Regions from separate parts of the Homo sapiens genome. Here region 1 is linked to region 2. Evidence: read pairs that join two places in POLR2A ChIA-PET (ENCODE). Cell type or tissue: B cell. All regions are shown on one strand. Each heading gives the region's core, and the rest is flanking DNA. Links, peaks and the distances in the headings are about the cores only.

Evidence for each region. Peaks named below come from ENCODE experiments on the same cell type or tissue, not always from the same donor. Only the 100,000 strongest peaks of a DNase experiment are listed, where the experiment ranks them.
Region 1: POLR2A ChIA-PET joins it to region 2 with 13 read pairs; 2 of 35 experiments call an interaction of 5 or more read pairs at or near these places.

The regions. Positions count from the first base shown.
Region 1 is chr6:136,281,410-136,284,235 of GRCh38, reverse strand. BCLAF1 (BCL2 associated transcription factor 1) reads left to right here. Exons shown (of 13, transcript NM_014739.3): 2 at 1,549-1,652. Among named protein-coding and RNA genes, the nearest start is that of BCLAF1, 7.0 kb to the left of the region's middle. In B cell, for the core only: no CTCF peak of the experiment used is centred there; no DNase peak of the experiment used is centred there; H3K27ac peaks cover 1,318 bases.
Region 2 is chr6:136,722,659-136,725,484 of GRCh38, reverse strand. All of the region lies in intron 1 of MAP3K5 (mitogen-activated protein kinase kinase kinase 5), which reads left to right. Among named protein-coding and RNA genes, the nearest start is that of MAP3K5-AS2, 60 kb to the left of the region's middle. RefSeq lists an enhancer at 1,525-1,574. In B cell, for the core only: no CTCF peak of the experiment used is centred there; a DNase peak (open chromatin) is centred at 1,484; H3K27ac peaks cover 430 bases.

The sequences.
Region 1 (2,826 bases), core at 292-2,791, 440 kb after region 2:
TATCTAGTGTTTATTTTCTTTGAACTTCAAAATACCATGACGGAGTAAAGAGATCTGGCAGTTGGGTCTTCTCTGGATATATATATATATATATATATATATATACACACACACACACATATATATGTATATATATATATAAATTAGCCTTTTGGAATTGTTTAGGGAAGTGTTAGCTAAAATGAGCCTTGTACCACTTCTAGGAGTGAATCAGTAGTAATGACTTTCCAGGTCAGAATAGTTTTATGACAGTACTCCAGTTTAGAAGATTGCCATTTTTTTCTCTGGCCACTTGGGGTTTTGATATTTTAAAAACTAAACTTATATGTCCTTTAGAAATCCTTTGTTTTTGTACCCAATCTTGCTTGGCTTTTTGACTTTGCTACTTTTTTAGTGTTTCCCTTAATAGGTTCCGATTCCTCCTTCCTAGGCTGAACCTCAAATCTCTCCCCAGTTGGAGGGCCATGGATATTTTAGGAGACGCTATTCTTGATTCACCAGTTTAATGTTACCATTTCTTCTTTGTATTTCCAGTCTCGTTTTATTTTTAAAATTGGATCTTGGTAAGAGTTACAGATTTCCATTTAAACTTGTTCATGAATTCTTTGAGTGCTGATGTATATTAATCTTGTATTCCTTAGTTTCTGTTCGCCTGGTGCTTTTGACTATCCTTTGCACATACTTGATGTGAATATACATAAAGCTAAACTTTTCAGTATTGGTAACTTGAATATTTTGTGCAAAGTTTATTTACAGATTAATGATAAATTATTTTAGGAAGAATATTGACTTTCAGTAGATAAAAGTTTCATTGCTGACTGTTCTTTTATTTGAATGTAGACGTATCAAGATGCTTTTAGGCACAGAATTTAAAGTTACTATGATGGCTGTTAACGTGGATTTAAAAATCAGTTTCACATGAAACTAAATTGTGTGAAAGGAAGTACCAAAAGAGAATAAGTAGCAGAGCATTAAACTCATATTTTAGATGTTATAAAGTAGAGCATTATGAAAATTAACTACAGATTACCTTTTTTTTTTTTTTTTTTTTTTTTTTGAGATGGGGTCGTGCTGTGTTGCCAAGGCTAGAGTGTGTTGCCAAGGCTAGTCACAGGTGTGATCACAGTGCATTGCAGTGTCAAACTCCTGGGCTCAAGTGATCCTTCTGCATCAGCCTCCCAAGTAGCTGGGACTACAGGCTTGTGCTACCTTGCCCCGCTACCAAGATGGCATTATGTTAGCTACGTTGGAATTTTCTGATGGAACGACATATCATATGTTTTTTAAGGCTCAAATTACTAAAATTAGAATTCAAGTAGTTAAAAAGATGCTGTCAGTTTCATGATACGCTACTGCATTGTGGTTTACAAAAAAGTTGAATTTTAAGCTTTTACGGTTAAAAGTTTCCTATTTCCTGAATTAGTTTTTCCTTCCCTGAAATTGTAAGTGCGTTTATTAGAGTTTATGGCAGTGCCCATTATATGCATTGTAAATAATGGTTATTTAATTTAACATAAATCACAATAATGGTTTTTTTGTCTTTGCTAGGAATTCGAATTTAGAGTTTAATTTCTCAGAGCATTCTCTCCAGGAAGAATTTTTACAGTATCTCAAAGACTTCACTTGACTTCTTGATCCTGCATAAAACCAAGGTAAAAGAGCATTCATTTTTCTAGTTTTCACTTTTGACTTTTTTGAGGAAATGTCACTACTGAATTGATGATTCAGATGGAGTGATTAAAAATGATGTGGTCCGAAGCTTTGTTTTTTGTTTATTTTGGTGGCTTGTATGAAGTAAGTCAGATGTTAAGTTAGTTTTAGGAAAAAGGTTCTTTTTCTGTCTTCTTCCAGGTTGTGCTCCTGCTTTTTCTATTTCTATAAACACATCTACTAAAAGACTCAGGACATACAAGATAGAAAGACTGCTACTTAACCCATTTCCCTAATGTAAACAAGAGGAGATTCATAACTTGTTTCTCTCTACTGTAGTGTTTAGGTAATTCAAATTGATTGCTAATGTGTTAGATGTATTAAGTGAATTAAGTTCATCAACTCATTAAGTCCACTACAAGTCTGTGAAGTAGGTACTGTTATTTTCTTCGTTTTACAGTTGAGGAACAGGCTCAGAGAGCTTAAGGAATTTGAATTCATGTAGTTTAAATGCAGAGACCATGTTCTTAGCTTTTTCCCTGTTTTTGCAGTAGAGCAGAAGATATCAATCCATTTCTTTTGGACTGCTAACTATTTGATAGGCATGCTTTCTTTCCGTTAGTTTTTGAAGTTTCAGGTGTAGCTTAAAGCAAAACGCAAACCTTTAAAAATGAACTTGCTGCTTTAAAAAATGTCCAGGTTCTGGGGAATGCATTCATTTTATAGTTATTTATTAAATACCTGTTGTGCTCGTGTGCCACAAGCCCAGCTACATCCTGGTGACTGAAAAAGCCTACAGAATTCCTGAATCCTTTAACAGAAATTACCATCCAAAAAGCCTCAAGAGCAAAGAACAGAGATTCTGGAGATACAGCACAACACAGCATCTGTAGCTCTTAGTAAAATAGTGTTTTATTTACTGATTAGTACAATGAAAAAGGATGTTGTCTTATTGCTGGACTGGATCTCCAAAATCATTTGCAGCTCTGGTTTCTTTTTATAGTGTGTCTGATTATCTCAGAGTGGGATAAAAATAAATATCTTGAAGTAAATTCGATCAGAATGAATGTAAATTACGTATTTATATTCTTTTAAAAACTTTGGGAGGGACAGAATTTTGAAATCAGATGCAAGAGAATGTCACAGTTCCCCGTGGCCAAGATTCCTTCCTTTACA
Region 2 (2,826 bases), core at 113-2,612:
AATAAGCACATGAAAAGATGCTCAACCTCATTAGTCATTAGGGAAATACAAATTAAAACCATAACGAAGTACCACTACATACCTATTAGACTGGCTTTAGAAGAAAAACGGACAATACCAAGCGCTGACAAAGATGTTGGACAGCTGAGATGCTCCTCATACTTTGCTGGCGGGAATGCAAAATGTTTGAGTCACTTTGGGAGAGCTTGGCATTTTCTTATTAAGGTAAACATACCCTTACCTATGACCCAGTAATCCTACTCCTAGGTCTTTACTCAAGACAAATGAAAGCATGTGTCTATATAAAGACTTGTACATGAATAGCAACTTTATTCAAAATTGCTCAACCTGGAGACAACCTGAATGTCCTCAAACCTGTGAATGGACATCTATGGATGAATCTCACATGCATTTTGCTAAGTCAAAGAAGCCAAACCCAAAAGGCTACATACTGTATGATTCCATTTATATGACATTCTGGGAAAGGTAAAACTTTAGGGACAGTAAATAAATCAGTGGTTGCCAGGGACTGGGATTTGGGGTGTGGGGAAGACTAACCTCAAAAGGGCAGCATGAGGGAGATTTTTGGAGTGAAGGATCTATTTTGTATCATGACTATGGTGGTATGTACGCATTTTTCAAAGCCCATTAGACTGTACATCAGAGACAAAGAGAATGAATTTTGCTCTATGACAATTAAAAAGTAAATTTAGGAAAGAATAGAAATGTCTTAGAACAAGTCACTTATTTGAATTTGAAATAGAAAAAAGCCAACCTTTTTCTGAGTTACCATACTGTATTACTGTATTTTAAAATTATACCAATAAGCACCTTTCAGTGTTCTTTATAGCATCCAGAAATGGATCTGTTCCTGTTTAGATGTTTAGAGGTAATAAATATACCTTACTTTGCTTGCACCATTTATTTTAAATGTCTAGGCTGGGCACAGTGGCTCATGCTTGTTATCCCAGCACTTTGGGAGGCTGAGGTGGGCAGATTACCTGAGGCCAGGAGTTCAAGACCAGCCTGGCCAACATGGCGAAACCCCATCTCTACTAAAAATACAAAAATTAGCTGGATGTGGTGGTGCACCCTGTAATCCCAGCTACTTGGGAGGCTGAGGTAGGAGAAACACTTGAACCCGGGTGGTGGAGGTTGCAGTGAGCTGAGGTTGTGCCCCTGCACTCCAGCCTGGGAGACAGAGTAAGACTCCATCTCAAAAAAAAAAAAAAAAAAGTCAGTTTCTCTCTTAATCCGAAAACTTTCTGCAGTGTTTTTATTTTATTTTAGCATCTAATTCCACATGTCAGTTCTCTGGAAAAATTTATCCCCTCCTTTCATTACTTTAACTTAGCTAGTATTTTTCTTTGCATGTCTCTTATTTTTCATCAGTAAGTGTTTTATTTGGTTTCTTCCAGCCCCACGTTACACAGCTTCTTGATTTTAAAGCAATGTGATTGACTGCTGAGTGGCTGGCACCTGTGGGAGGAGGAAGCTGTGTGGGTGCAGGAGGCAGCTGGGCTGTGTGGGTAGGATGCAATGACTCACTTTTGTCATGTGTTGATTTTTGATGCAGAAATGTTGAGGACCCCAAAAGAAAACTCTTTATTTGTATTAAAGAGCCCTTAAGTCATTTTTAGCCTTGAGGGGGGAAAAAAAACTTCTGAAGCTCCTTTGACCTGTCTTCCCATTTCATAAACTTCTGTGTCTTTTACCTCCATTTCATCTGATTGATTTCTCATTCACCAAAGTTTAATGCTAATTTCATGCTCATTAGACAAGGTGGACTTTGCACCAAACAGCTTCTCAAGCATCTGCAGTATTTTTATGTGCTGCACTTTGGTTTTATATTCCATCACACAGGTCTTGAATGTTGTTCATTTTATATTTTGATAGATTCCTAAATTGTGAAAGTAATCAATGTTCATAATAGAAATCGTGGGAAATATAGAAGATATAAAATAGAAAAATAAAATAATTCATAATCCCTATAACACAGCTATTACCAACAAAAGTTGGTGTACAACTTTTCAGGTATTTTTTATGCACATGGATATATACATGAATGTAAACATCATAATGCACTCATTATAATGTATACATTATATTTTTAATGTATATGCTATACCTGGCAGTATGTATATTATATTTTACTTTTTATTTTTACTTGATATAGTTTGGATTTATCCCCTGTTGCTAAGTCTTATTCTACTTTTTTCTTTTTCTTTGGTTTCATGATATCCCATTATTTGAAATTATTATATACATATATATCATTATTACATATATACACATACACACGTATATAAACATTTTCTTACTGATAGGTATTTAGACATTTTCCATTATTTTATTGTAAAAAAATATTTTTTCAATGGACGGGTAAATCTATTCACATTTATAATAATTTTCTCAGAGTAAATTCCAAGGAATGGAATTATTGGGTCAGAGTGTACATAATTTTTAGGATTTAAGCCTTCTAGAAAGTTTACACTTGGCTGGGGTGTGGTGGCTCATGCCTGTAATCCCAGCACTTTAGGTGGCTGAGGCAGAAGGATTGCTTGAGGTCAGGAGTTTGAGACCAGCCCGTGCAGCATAGTGATACCTGTGTTTACAAAAAATTTTAAAAAATTAGCCAGGCATGGTGACACATGCCTGTAGTCCCAGCTACTCAGGAGGCTGAGGCTGAAGGATCGCTTGAGCCCAGAATTTTGAGGCTGTGCATATATAGTGAGCTATGATTTTGTCACTGCACTCTAGTATGGGCAACAAACTGAGAACTGTCTGCCTTAAAAAAAAAAAAAAAAAAAGGAAAAAAAAAAGAAA